2 separate regions of the Mus musculus genome follow, and region 1 is linked to region 2. Evidence: chromatin contacts called from ENCODE POLR2A ChIA-PET data. All regions are on one chromosome and are shown on one strand. The core of a region is the stretch at or near the end of the contact, and the rest is flanking DNA. Distances in the headings are between cores, read along the strand shown.

Region 1 (7,154 bases), core at 1,866-4,365, 92 kb after region 2:
GCTTCGAATGACCTTGGATTTCTGGTCCTGCTGCCCCCACCTCCCAAGTGCTAAGATTACAGACAAAGGCCACTCTATCTGGTTTACTCAGTACTGAGGAATCAAACCCAGGGCTTCATGCATGCGAAGGGAGCACTTTGTTAACTCTGCAAAATGTGGGAGGTTTGAAAACAAAAGTCTAGCACTGCAGGAGGAAAGCCAAGGGTCAAATGTAGTTGAGGTGCTGAGGGGTTCAAATAGTCCTTGTAGCTAGGTCCCAGCCATGGGGTCACTTCATTTTTAATTTTTTTAAAATTTTGTGTATATGAATGCTTGCCTGTGTGCATGAATGTGTACTGCACGCCTGCAGTGCCCTCAGAGACCAAGAGAGAGCGTCAAATCCCCTGAAACTGGAATTACAGATGGCTGTGAGCTGTCATATGCCTTCTGAGAACTGAGTTCAGATTTTCTACAAAGGCAGCAAGTTCTCTTCACCCCTGAGCCAGAGCCATTTTTTCCTCCCTTTGTGGAACATGCTATGTCCTAGAACCCGATTTGTAGATTAAGCTGGCCTCAAACTCACAAAGACCCACCTGCCTCTGCCTCCTAAGTGCTGGCGATTAAAGGGATGCAACACCAAGTCCAGTACCTATGGGCCACTCAAATATTAATGAATCCCACTTGCTTCTTTTGTGATTTGCTATGTTGTAGATAGGCTAGTGGTTAGGACCCTCCATAATTGTATTTATGGGACTGCACTGGCATTGTTAATTAACACTGGTGACTTAAAGGACTATTTTAACCCCTCAAAACCTTAGCTAGGTTTGATATTTAGCATCTCCCCTACAGTGCTAGACTTTTGACATGTTTTCAAATCTCTCACATTCTGCATAAATTTTATTCTGCCTTCCCCAATATACTTTTTGTAAATATTTCAATGTTGTCTCTACCATATGTTTTTAAGTCACTTACAGCACAAACCAAATATCGTTATTTCACTAATACCAAAACTATTTAACTTTGGTATTCCTATTGTCTTGTCATATGTCCCCCCAAAAACCAATTTTCAAAATCATTTTTGTTGTTGTGGTTGTTAGAAGACATTCACTACCTCTTTTGTGAATTATGTTGTTAACATTTTAGAGACACCTTGAAAAGGACTTGTGGCATATGCTAACATAAGTTCAAAGGAAAGAGTGGGGGGGGATATGTTGTAGAATTCAAAATCTAGAGAAGGTGGGACATGTGCTAAACACTAACCAAAGTGTGCAAGGGAACAGGCAAAGCGTTCCAGGAGGGCCTCAGCCAGCAGCTGCGAGCAACTGGATGTTAACACAGAGGGCACTTACTAGGTAGGATCCTACGGCTGGTCTCCCGAGCTTCCCACCCTCAGACCCAAGGGCTTCTGACCCCAGTCTACTACCAGTCCTTAACTTTACTTTTATCCCAGTTCCCTCCTTTCCTCTTTCTGTTTGGTCTCTCGATGTTTCCAATCACTCTCTAGGTAATTTCACCCATCTGGGAAGCAGCTACTGTCTTCTTTCTCTTTCTTTCTGAGAACTGTCACTCTTTCGGACCTTACTCCCTGAGCCAGAGCTGCTGAGAGCTCCTGAGGGTGATCTATTTTAGGAGTCCTCCGATGGGCTGGCCTCCCCCATGACGACACCAGCCTGCTTCCCTCGCTCCAGCTCCTACTCATCCCTAGAAAAAAATTGAACTCTATGGCCCCTGAAACTGTGACTGGATCTCCAAGGTCTCTATCTGGATCTAGGCTTTTTAGCTCTTTTTTTTTTTTTTTTTTTTTTTTCCCAAAGTGAGATCAGGTCAAGGGGGTGGAGTGGACAGTACCTCTTTGCAGGCGTGAAGCTCGGGTCCGGTTCCCAGGGTCACCTGGAAGGTGGTCCCAGCCCAAAGCAACAGCCACAGAAGCCGGGGTGTGCGCCTTTCAGTTTTTCCTCCGTCTCTGGCAGAAGGATGGGGGTTGTGACCAGGCTCTGCCATAGCGCTGTCCTGAGCCAGCGGCAGTAGCGGCTCAGGTGCTGCGGTGGCTGCTTATGCTGGCAGAGGAGGAAAAAAAAAAAAAAAAAAAAAAAGAGGAGGGAGGTACACAGGGGGAGGATGCAAGGGGCTGGACTCGCTTCAGTCACCTCCCTGCGGCTACGCCAAGGCAGCCCATCCTTCTTCCTCCCTCGGTCCTCTCCTCCTCCTATCCATGTCGCCTTGACAACCGCATCCTCTTCGCTCAGCGCGGGTGGGGCAGGGACCACGCGCGCCTGTGCGGCTCACCTGCCGGTCTCCATGGCAGCCGCCACCGCTGGCGCGCGGCGTGGGAGTGCACGAGCCAGGGTTTGCAACTAACCGAACAGGCTTACGTAAAGCACGCAGTAGAGAAACCCTCCAAAACATCTGCAGCAGCTCATTTCGCACCTATTACTCTTCCGGGCAGGGGGCTATTTCTAAGCATATCTTATTTTGTAAACATGGCATGTAAAACGATTAGGGGAAGACAGGCGTCTTCGTTATCTTCCAGGGATGGTCTCCTAGAGTGGCCCCAGCACTAACTGCAAAAACTAGTTCCATCCTTCCTCCCCACCAAATCCATCCACGTTTTTACAGCCGTCTCAGTGAGCAACCATGACGTCTGCATAGTTAAACAGCAAGGAGTGTGACCTAATCGACAGTTTTGCAAGTAGGACACGTGAGATCTTTGAGATATATATATATATATATATATATATATATATATATATATATATATATATATATATATATATATATTGACATTCTCTTACTCTCGTTGATTTGAAAATGGGGAAGCTCTCTTTTAGGTGAAAGCGAGAAGGAAACATTTGGGTCATCTTTTAGTGTTTCTTTCGTCAGCTTTCGCAGAAATCCCATGCCTTGGGAAGCCAGCGTTTTCCAACAGAGGCTCCAGAGTGCGTATCCAGGTCGCCTTCCCTCCATTCACAGCAGCCTCCTCTCAAGGAGCCTTCTTAGTTGAACCGCCAGGTGGCGCATCAGAATACATCTGTCATAACTGGAGGGATAGCTGCCTAGCAACTAAAAATTGGGCGTTCCAAACAATTGGGACCCGGGATCCTCTGCGAACCAGGTCGTGCTGAGGCTGCACTAGTCTCCAGGGAGTAAGCGTGCGTCTCTGGGCCTTTAAACATGCTTCAGCCTCAGGAAACTTTCTCGAACCCTGCCTTACGCGACGAAGACAAACATTTGGGAAATCTGTGGGCTTCTAAGGTACATTGAGGTTTCCTCAGCAAATTCCCAGTGGGGCCTGCAGGAAATTCTTGGTAACCTAACTCTGATGAGATCACCAAGTATCAAAGAAATCTGTTTTCTGCCTGTCTCCTAGGTCCGCTATTTGCGTCTGATAACGTTTTGGAAGTGGTTTTGAGCAGAGGGAAGGGAACTGAGCTCTAATGTAGAACAAGGTCTGTCAAAGCAGTGATGGGGAATATAAATGATGGGGAAATATAATAATAGTCAGGGTTCCACCAAGCTACCCTTTTGTCTTGGCTTGGCATGTGTACTCCAAAGACAGATGAGAGGTAGAATGGAAGAAAATCTCTGAAAGACACCAGGTCATACTTCAAGCAAGTCTTCATGGTACCTCTGGCCTCTGGCTGATGCAAGAACACATTTGTATACGTGTGTGTGTTTAGTTATGTTCAGTGGAAATATACACCATCTTTTTCCTAGTCTGAGTATTTGGGATATTTGAAGAGATGCACAATAAAGCGAATTAAGTGGTAATTTGAGCTTGATAACAACACCAAAGAATTTCCTTTTCTTCAATATTTGCGGCTTATGTGCCAGGCATGCTGGGAAACACTGAGAAAACATAGCCTCAATTTAGATATAGTTACTGTCCGGTTAGCTTAGTAAGGAAGACAGGCCAGCCCCTGCATCAGTCACTTAGTGGGTAGCACAACTGATCCTCATATTTGGTGGGTGAAGGGGACGACCAGGAACTCTCAGCCTGCCTGAGCTATGAGAATCTGTTTACAAACAAACAACCAAACCCACAGACATAACAAAAACCAAAATGCACTTCCCTCAGAGGCACATGCACTGTGGTGGAGTCATAGGTAGAGTGCCCAAGAATAGGGGCATAAAGGAGGGGTTTCTAAAAGAAAGTGAGTGACATCTGTTGAGTTACCTGAGACACGTGAAAAAGGTGTGCGTGTGTGTGTTTGTGTGTGTGAAGTTAGAAAGAAGGAAAGAAATATCAGCTACTGGGGATAGGAAGCAGTAGGTGCAGATACATTCGAAGGAGAGACAGAGCATCCTGGAGAACTGCTAACTCCAGAAAAGTCGAATGTCAGTGCGAAACAGCGACACTCAGACTGGTGCTAGAGACGACCTCGGTGGCTGAATGCTGTGAGCATTGTGTTAGTGGGCTAGGAGCCATCACAGAGCTGTTGGGAATCACGAGACTTCAAGTACTAGAGTGTCACAGAGTGTTAGAAATCACACACAGCTGTGACATGTCTTTCAGTAAATGTGTGTTCAGTGTATAAGTATAAGCCAAATCGAGGGCCTACAGGCTTGACTACATAGCAAGGTCGAGACTAGTCTAAATTATATGAGACACTGTCTCAAAAACCAAAACTGGTGGCCTATGTGGATAAACTTGATCAAGAGAGGATGCTGTTAACATTTATGGGATTGGTCTTACGAGTATCATATGCTCAGCTCCATTGAGTTAATTGTAAATAAGTCACTGCTGCTAGACACGTACTTTGATTATATCCTTGACAACTATGAATAGCTGCATGTAGCTGCAGTGAAAGAGAAATTAGAGTCTCAAGATAGCTTGCTGTGGAAGTCCTGGATACCCAAAGGAATTGAGTTAGCAGAAGGATGCCTACACATGTAGGTATTTACTATGGCTCTGATAATCACAGTCCCCAATTTAAAAAAAAATAGCCTAGGTATCTGCCCACATGAATGGCTATATGTGAGAGACATAAACAACCAAGTATCATTTAGTCATAAAGGACAGTTATATTTTCCAGGAGTTGGATGCAACATAATAAGACAGATGAGGCAGATTCAGAAAGGCAGATGTGGCATATGTAAAATCTACTCTTATATTTAAGGATGTGAGACAGTATCTAAGGGGTTGAACTTGCCTAGCCTGAGTTTGACCCCTAACAAAGCAAGTGGGAATGAGACATGAACGTAGAAAGGGGACTAATTGGAAGAGGAATGAGAGAGGATAACAGGGTTGGGGGGCGGGGAAATATGGTCGGAGTTCTCTGTGCTATCACGATGAAGCCTGTTTTGTATAGTTAGTGTGTGCTAATATTAAAAGATTACATTTGTCAATGTTCAGAGACTCCTATTACAGAATTGGTGACCAATAAATAGAGGCTCTTCTGGCTTGAAAAAGAAAAGGGAAGAAATCACATGGAGCAGTGGACTGGCTAGGCTGGGAGCGAGACAGAAGGGCACCTGCTGGGAGGCAAGTGCAGTGGTCATTGGGAAGCAGGTGCAGTAGTCAACCGGTGGGCAGGTGATGAACAGAAGAGTAACCGACATCAGTGACAGGTGATAAGATGCGAGTTTGAGAAGGATGCAAAGGACCAGGCAGTGGGATTTGATGCCTGACTCCACATGGGTATAAGGAAATGGATAAATACAAGATAGACTCCTGGATTTCCGGGGGTTCAATTAACACCATTACTGAAATGGAGCATCTTAAGGAAGCAGGTTTGAACAGAAAGATGTTGACATCAATTATGTAGGTGCTTGTGTGGTGCCTCTGAAATCTTTAAATGATTGTGTGTTATGCAGGCTTGAGAAGGTAGGGTTGAAAATGTATGTCTAGGAGCTACACGGCTTATGTGCTGTTTAAAAGTGTAGTAGAAAAGCCGCCTGCCCTGTGAATATAAGAGTAAGACATGAGGGACTGGAGAGATAGATGGCTTAGTGGTTAAGAGCATTGACTGGTCTTTCAGAGGTCTTGAGTTCAATTCCCAGCACCCACTTGGTAGCTCATAAGTGTCTGTAACTCCTGGCTCTGACGTCCTCACACAGACATGCATGCACCAATGCACATAAAATAAAAATAGTTAAAAAAAATAAAACAAACAAAAAGATACTCTCTTGAGAAGCCTGAGCAGAGAAGGAAAGTGTAACAGCCAGAGACCGGAGTTAAACCGGATGGAGTTGGCCTACAGGATGGAGAAGTATTGGTGGGGTTTCAGAGTTACGGTGCCAGAAGTGTCTCAGGAACCAAAAAAAAAAAAAAAAAAAAAAGAAAAAGAAAAAGAAAAAGAAAAAGAAAAAAAAAAGATGAGGGCTGGAAAGATCCTTCTAGAAGCCACAGAGGTCATAGGTCAATAACCAGTTTCAATGGACACTGGAGGAGAGGCAAGAACATAAAGGGTTGGAGACAGGAATGGGGAGGAAGGGGAGTTAGTAATTGTTGACCCTTGAAGAAGGGTGTTTCTGTGGAGAAGGTGACAGGGTGGTAGATACAGCACCATAGGTCAGATGGTACAGAGGGTGGGGTCAGAGGAGGGGGTGGGGAACAGTACATATGGAAAGGACTGGGAAGGGCTGGGTCTAGAGAAACTTCCTCCTGAGTAAAGAGACTTCTCCTCTTGATCAAAGGAGAGAGAGTCTGCAGATTGGCATCAGTGTTGATAGTTGGATTTTTTTTCTGTTTGTTTTTGTTTGTTTGTTTTGGACAGGGTTTCTCTGTGTAGCCCCGACAGACCTAGAACTTGTCTGTAGACCAGGCTATCCTCAAACTCACAGAGATCCACCTGCTTCTGCCTCCTCTCATTTATACTTATATTCAGCCTTTCATTTTTATTGTTGTTGTTTGGTTCTGATTTTGAGGACAGGGTTTCTCTATGTAGCCCTGGTTGTCCTGGAACTTGCTATGTAGACCAGGGTGCCTTCTAATTCAGAGATCTGCCTGCCTCTGCCTCTGCCTCTGCCTCTGCCTCTGCCTCTGCCTCTGCCTCTGCCTCTGCCTCTGCCTCTGCCTCTGCCTCTGCCTCTGCCTCTGCCTCTGCCTCTGCCTCTGCCTCTGCCTCTGCCTCCTCTGCCTCTGTCTGCCAAAGGCATGCACCACCACCACCTGGCCTTAGTGAAAGGCCATCTCCTTGTGCCAATAGAGAAGATGTTGAGCCCTGTATAGCTTT
Region 2 (6,774 bases), core at 3,307-5,806:
ATCAGCATTGCAGAAATCTACGAGGGAGACTAAACCAAAAAGGAGAGCTGTTTGAAAGCTCTTCTAATTGTTGGGAAAACAAAGATTTAGGACAGGGTTTCAACTGATAAGGAGAAATCTCATTCTCCATGAGGATGCATAGTACATTCCAGAGGACAGAATCCTGGGGTTGGCTGCATATTTCAGATACACTGAAATCAATAAGAACCTTGTCCTTATCCTTATCCTCTAATCTGAAGTTCAAGATGTGAAAGAACAGTCACACATGTCAGAGTCTGCCATGACCAGCCAGAGACTCCTGGGATCCTGGCTATTAGGAGACTGTGGCAGTTAGATCACAAGTTCAAGGTCTTCCTGGGATACAGAGTGGGTTCAAGGCTACTCTGGTTCCTTAGGGAGACCCTGTTAATTAAGTATCTATAGGGCTGGAGGGACTGCTCAACAGTTAAAGAGGGCTCACGGCTCCTGAACAGCCCAGGTTTAGTTCCTAGCACCCACAGGGCAGTCACAACCACCCGTAACTCAGGTTCTAAGGAGACCCAAGACCCTCCACAAGCTCTTCATGTATGGGATATACATATACACTTAGGCACATGCACATAAGATAAATAAATATTTTTAAAATATTCACAGCCAATTAAGCCAACATGGTATCTTCCATCATGGGGACCTGGTGTGCAATGGCTGCAAACAGCACCCTCCTTGGGAGTATACGCAACTGTGATTTGTTGGATTGCTCTAAGAGAAAGAGAGTTATCTGATGGATATTCATGCCTCTAACCTCATGATGTCCCCTGTCTAGATTCTAGATAGGTATGCAGAGTGCAATGCTAAGCCTCAGGACCACACTGGACCACACTGGCTCACACTGGCCAGATCATCATGTACAACTGCAACATCTTGCAGAATAAGGCACATGTGAGGGAAACCCTACATGGGGCCAAGTTCAAGTTTCCTGCTTGCCAGAAGATCAATATCTCAAAGTAAGGCTTCAGATGGATCTGAAGACCTGGTGGCTGAGAAGCAGCTTACCCCCAGGGACTGGTCCCTTACAATGACAGCCTGGCACTAGTGACAGCTTCCTCTGTGCTGCTCCACTCCAATAATCACGTTCATTAATGCATCTCATAGCCAATCAAAACCCAAAATGCTGATTTTTCTCTCCTTAGAAAAAAGTAAGAAGAGGGCTCTGGACATAGACCAGTGGCACAGTACTGGCCTGGCCTATTAAAGGCCCTGGATTTAACACTCAGCCCAGCAATAACAAAGATGGTAATTTTTAGAAGTACCTTAGACACAGATCTTCATACACTGGACAAATGTCTGTCACACTCTTACCAAGGATGAGGTGTGCTGCCGAGGCCTGGAACATTGTGGGTATTTGCACATGAGTTTATGTCTGTGCGTGATCTTTAAAAACTATAGGAGGCCACCGTTTTAAGACTATGCTCCTGCACCCAGCTCCAACACACCATTCTAAAAATCAAAATGGATACAGCCCATGTTAAAGTTCCACTGTATCCTACTGTCTGACAGGGAAACTTCAGGTGACCAATCTGCTTTTTGCCTTTATTTCTACTGTCTTCAACCAGGATCTATAAAGCCAACTCCTTCTGCTCAGCTCATTGAAATACATAATTGCTTTTACAGAATTAAGTGTTGCTGATCCTAAAACTGACAACTGGGTGTGGGGCCTTTAATCCCCGAACACAGAGGAAGGTGGACCACGTGAGTCTGAGGGCAGCCAGAGCTGCACTGTAATGAGAGGAGACAGTCTCAAATAAAATTTAGAAAATAAGGAAGCATGACTGTGTGTGAGTATATTCCCAGCTGCTTGGGACACTAGAGCAAGACTGCCAGTTTAAAGACAGAATAAGCAACATAGCAAGAACCTAGCTCCAAAGAAAGAAAGGAAGGAAGTTAGTTAGTTATGCATAACTCGGTGGTAGCATACTTATCTAGCATGTACTAAAACCTAGGTTCAAACACTGCAAACACAAACACACACACACACACACACACACACACACATACCTTTAAGCCTGCTGTGGTGGTACACACTTGAAATTCCAGAATAATGGACATGAGAAGCAGAATTAGTTTAAGGCCAGCCTCACTCCAAAGGGACTACATGAGACCCTGTTTGAAAAAAGTAAAATCTCTTCCCTTTATATGCATTTTTAAAAAGATTTATTTATTTTATGCATCTGAGTACATTGTCTCTGTCTACCAGAAGAGGGCATTAAATCCCATTACTGATGGTTGTGAGGCACCATGTAGTTGCTGCGATTTGAACTCAGGACCTCTGGAAGAGCAAGTCAGTGCTCTTACCCACTGAGCCATCTCTCCAGGCGCTATGCATTTCTTTTAAAAAGATTTTTATCCATCTACCCCGTCTCCAGTTCTGCTCAGGGCCCAACTTCTCTCCCAACTTCTGGTCCTCTTTTTAAATAACTGTCAATAGTTCCTGGTATGATTAGTGCTCACCACCTTTAAAGCCAGGCGTGGAGGCAGATCTGGACCCCCAGCTGAGAGGAGAGGACTACTTGGGCCCACTGAGTTCTACACTAGCCTGGACAAAATTGCCAGGCCTCATCTTGAAAACAAACGCTCACTTTTTAAAGTTGTCCTTTAATGCCTGTCTATACTATTGATCCCTAAAGAACCTACCAATATCTCTTCAGGTAAGGGTCAAAATTTCCTATATGTGCACATTCTATGCAAGAGACCACTAACATATTTAAAATCACATTAGTCAGAATAGATAGGTACAGAAATCTTGCTATTTCTGATTATGATTCAAGGCAAGGTGCTCGGAACCAAGGTGTTTTGTTTTTGAGGCAGGGTCTGCTGGCCTTGAAATGCATATCCTCCTGCCTCCGACTACCTTGTGTTAGGATAATATGTGAATGCCACCAAGTCCATCTCAGAGTATCTCCTTCCAAGAGAGGCTCTCACTATGTAGCACTGACTGGCCTGAAACTCACTATGTAGACCAGGCTAGTCTCAATCTCGGACATCTATCTCTTTCTGACCCCTAGAGTCCTGGGATTAAAGGCAGGTACCCCCCAAATATTCTTTATCTTAAACAAAAAAGGGGAGTTCAGTTTAGACCAATTCAAAACTTTTGGTCCAAGTGTAAACTCTGACAAATTACCCTATTAGAGTACCTGAGACATACAGAACAGGTACACAACTGTCAGCTAAGCAAATATGTTTTGATACCAAAGAAGCTTTTTAACAGTAAAATCATGTCCACAAAACACCCCTATGGGTATGGTGGCACACACCCTTGATCACTCTCGAAGCAGAGGCAAGTGGATCTCTGAGTTCAAGGCCAGCCTGGTCTACAGAGCAAGTTCCAGGATAGCCAGGGCTACAGAGAGAAAGAAATCCTGTTTATTTTGGAGGGTGGGAGTAGGAGGGAGACACTCTTGGATCGTGGGATTGCCTTAGCAGTGCTCTTATAAACCAGGTTCTCAGCTGGTTGCAGACCTATTGCATCAGACTACCCGAGTCACATGCCACTGACAACATCCGGTCTGCCAGGTGATCACTTGGGAGGCAGAGGATTCTAGAGCTTCTTTTAATTTCCTGAATGACGATGGGTCACTTCTACGCTGCCAACGTCTTTTCCAGAAAACTACCACAAATCACAACCATCCTCAGTAATTACAAGCTTTTTCTTGCCTTACAGCACCCCTCCGTCCTATCTGATCTAGCACGGAAAAGCCTGATTCTTAAAGGTATGCCTTCAGGGTTGGAGAAGTGGCCACCCCAAATTTCAGGGTCACTGCATTTAGTCAAGAGTAGCCTCCAAAGTCCCCAGATGGTTCGACTGGGGTGGAGTAATCCTAGGGTGCTGCAGAAGTCACTCAGTCTGAGAGAGCAGCCTTTGATCCCTGCAAAACCCGGAGGACTACGCTGGGTTTGCTAAAGACGAATAAAACACTGAGAATGACCAAAATGTATAGAAAATTAATTCCCAGCCCGCCCCCCAAGTAAAACTCCAGCTCTGGCTTGCTGTAGCTACGCAAGGGCCTGACAGCTCTCCCTGCGCGTGCGTGCGTGCAGCTCCTTCCTAAAGCACTGGCGGCAGTCAGCATAGAGCACGCGCGGGGAGGGACCCAGGCCGCGGGAGCTGCAGGGAGAGGGGGACAAGCCCGGTTCCCAGCTTGTTCTACGGACAAGCCGGTAGAGCCGGCCAGTCGCGGGAGCATCTGACAAAAGCTGTAAGCTGTGACCTCTGAAGCCATGAGGGATTCAAGGGATACTGCGAGCTCCTGGTACTTACATCGTCGCCACTCACTGTCTGCTTTCACCAGCTGGTCCACCAGCCCCGGGTCCTTGAAGCGCTTCTCCTGCGTCTCTCGAATGAGGGCTGGGTCCCCTCCTTTATCCACCCGAAACAAATCCAGGTCCAGCACCATCCTTCTACCTCACCAGTTAACACTAAGAGAGGACTGTAAGCGGCGGGTGGACGATGCACTGCGCCTGCGCGCTGACCTGGTCTCACTGCGCAGGCACCCGGCAGCCCGGGAGGGGGCGGCGCCTAGCTCGCCGGAAGCCGCAGTGTTAGGCAGGGTCCAGAGGGAGTGGTGAGAAGTGAAAAGGGCGTGGTAGCCTTATGCGGGTTGTTTCTCTGCTGAACTCCTTACTGAAAGGCCTTCTGATCGCCCCCCACTGAAATCGTGAATGCCTCAGGTTCCTCTGGTTGAAGGGAGTATCTCGGTGTGGACCGAAGCTGACTTGGAAGACAATGCACTTTGCAGATGCCAGTTTTCCTCTATCTTGATTACAGAGCACACACCCAGTTACCTACCCTCAAGATTCTCGAGCCCTGGGGCTTTTTGTTTTGATACAGGGTCTCACAGTGTAGCTCTGACTAGCAACTATGTAAACCTGGCCAGCCTCAAACAAAATGTTGGGATTAAAGATGTGTGCCATTTCATCCTTTATTTTTCTTTTTATACTAGCCCTACCCCCTTCCTCCCGCAACAAACCTTTGCCAAGCCCCCCTGAGATAAAAGGACAAGGTTAGAGACCCTGATGGACTTAATAAACAGAGACACTGGAGGGAGGCTAGGAGGCAGGATAATCTGAGCTTGTCCCCTCCCGGTCTCCTGCAGCTTTGGCTACAGTTTTGTGTTGAAAACCAGGGGAAGAAGGGTTGGGTGTCAGAAGACAGTCCATGAGATGAGCACACCTCTCTTCTCACATATCCCTCACCCAAATCCAATAGACCTTTGCAAGAAGTTGTAGCTTATATTTACGATTGAAACTATTCTATGTTTATGTAATTTGAGCATTGCCAGGCTATTCTATCAACACGTTCAAGTTATTCTTTTTGTCTGTTTGTTTGTTTTGTTTGTTGAGATAGAATCTATAGGCCTGGCTGTCCTGGAGCTCACTATGTAGACCAGGCTGGCTTCAGACAGAGATGCCTGCCTCTTCCTGGGGAGTCTCTGGTATCAAAGGGGTGTGCCACCAAGCCCAACCTACACACACCTGTTACTCTTAAAGTGAGAAGACCTCATTTGAAATTACCTCTCTTGGCCAGATGTGGTAGTGCATGTCCATGTGCATCCCTTGTGAGTGGGAGCAGCGGGTGCATGAGTTCAGGGCCAGCATGTCTCCAAAAAACCCAAACCTAGTCAGGCTTAGTAGTAGGTGCCTTTTATATCACATCGGAGGTAGAGAGCTCTGTAAAGTCAAGGCCAGCCTGTTCTAAATACCGAACTCCAAGCCAGCCAGAGCTGTGTAGTGAGAATCTGTCTCAAAAACCAAACACACATACAACCAAACCAAAAACCTACTGCTCTCACACAGTAGAAAACATTAACTAACACGGAACCCACAAACCTGCTCTCCCCTTCCTGTGTCTTCTCCTAAAAAGAACACTTTCCTGAGTATCTAGCAATCGGACGGCTGGAAAATGGAAAGCAGCCAAGAGAAGTTATAATAATAAATGTTAAGGATAGAGAGCTGCAGTCTTTGCAGAAAATACTTGAAGACTGTCATCAAAGTGTTGGGGGTCACTGAACCCCTGAGAGGGTAAGATCCGTGTAATCTAAGGTATGAAAACAATGGCAGGTGCTTTGAGAGGTGGGGCCTAAGGAGTGCATCAGTCCTTTATAGTGTAATTCCAGAAATCACTTTGAAATTCTGGCCTCTCAAAAACAAACAAAACAAACTCCAGGGTTTTTTTTTTCTATTAGTTTTATTATTGTTTATAAATACCTCTCTTTGGGCTGGAGAGATGGCTCAGCAGATAAGACCGATGGCTTCTCTTTTAGAGGACCAAGGTTCAATTCCCAGCACCCAGGTGGCAGCTCACAACTCTGTGTTACTCCAGTTCCGGTGGATCTGGCACCCTCAAACAGACGTGCATGCAGACAAACCCCACCAGTGCATATGAAATAAAAATAAATTATTTACTGGGCAGTGATGGCTTACTAATTTAATCCCAGTACTGGGGAGGCAGAGATAGGCAGATCTCTATGAGTTTGAGGCCAACCTGGTCTACAGAGCAAGTTCGAAGTCAGCCAAGGTTACACAGAGAAACCCTGTCTTGAAAAACCAAAAGTTAAGGATCTGGAGAGGTGGCTCAGAGGTTAAGTCTTGCGCGCCAGACTCGACCAGCAAGAACAACGCTGCAACAGGATCCTTCTGCACACGTTTATTGGGAGAGCTTGATTGCAGAGGCTAAGAGACCCGGAGCCCAGAACTGGTGCTGCTTATATAGGCCTAGGAGAGGCGTGTCTCACACCCGAA

The links. ChIA-PET counts read pairs that join two places held with the same protein, here RNA polymerase II (POLR2A).
Region 1: POLR2A ChIA-PET joins it to region 2 with 50 read pairs in Patski. The contact joins the promoter of 1700013F07Rik here to the promoter of Sars in region 2. POLR2A ChIA-PET finds 5 or more read pairs at or near these places in 4 of 5 experiments (Patski and embryonic stem cell).

Annotation. Positions count from the first base shown.
Region 1 is chr3:108,534,469-108,541,622 of GRCm38, forward strand. 1700013F07Rik (RIKEN cDNA 1700013F07 gene) reads left to right here and starts at 3,116. Exons shown (of 5, transcript NM_029314.1): 1 at 3,116-3,231. The coding sequence starts at 3,151. It overlaps Elapor1 (endosome-lysosome associated apoptosis and autophagy regulator 1), which reads right to left and starts at 2,073. Exons shown (of 22, transcript NM_001346518.1): 1 at 1,828-2,073. The coding sequence starts at 1,980.
Region 2 is chr3:108,440,703-108,447,476 of GRCm38, forward strand. It overlaps Sars (seryl-aminoacyl-tRNA synthetase), which reads right to left and starts at 4,557. Exons shown (of 11, transcript NM_001204979.1): 1 at 4,295-4,557. The coding sequence starts at 4,430. It overlaps Gm22942 (a small nucleolar RNA gene), which reads left to right and starts at 628; the gene lies at 628-757.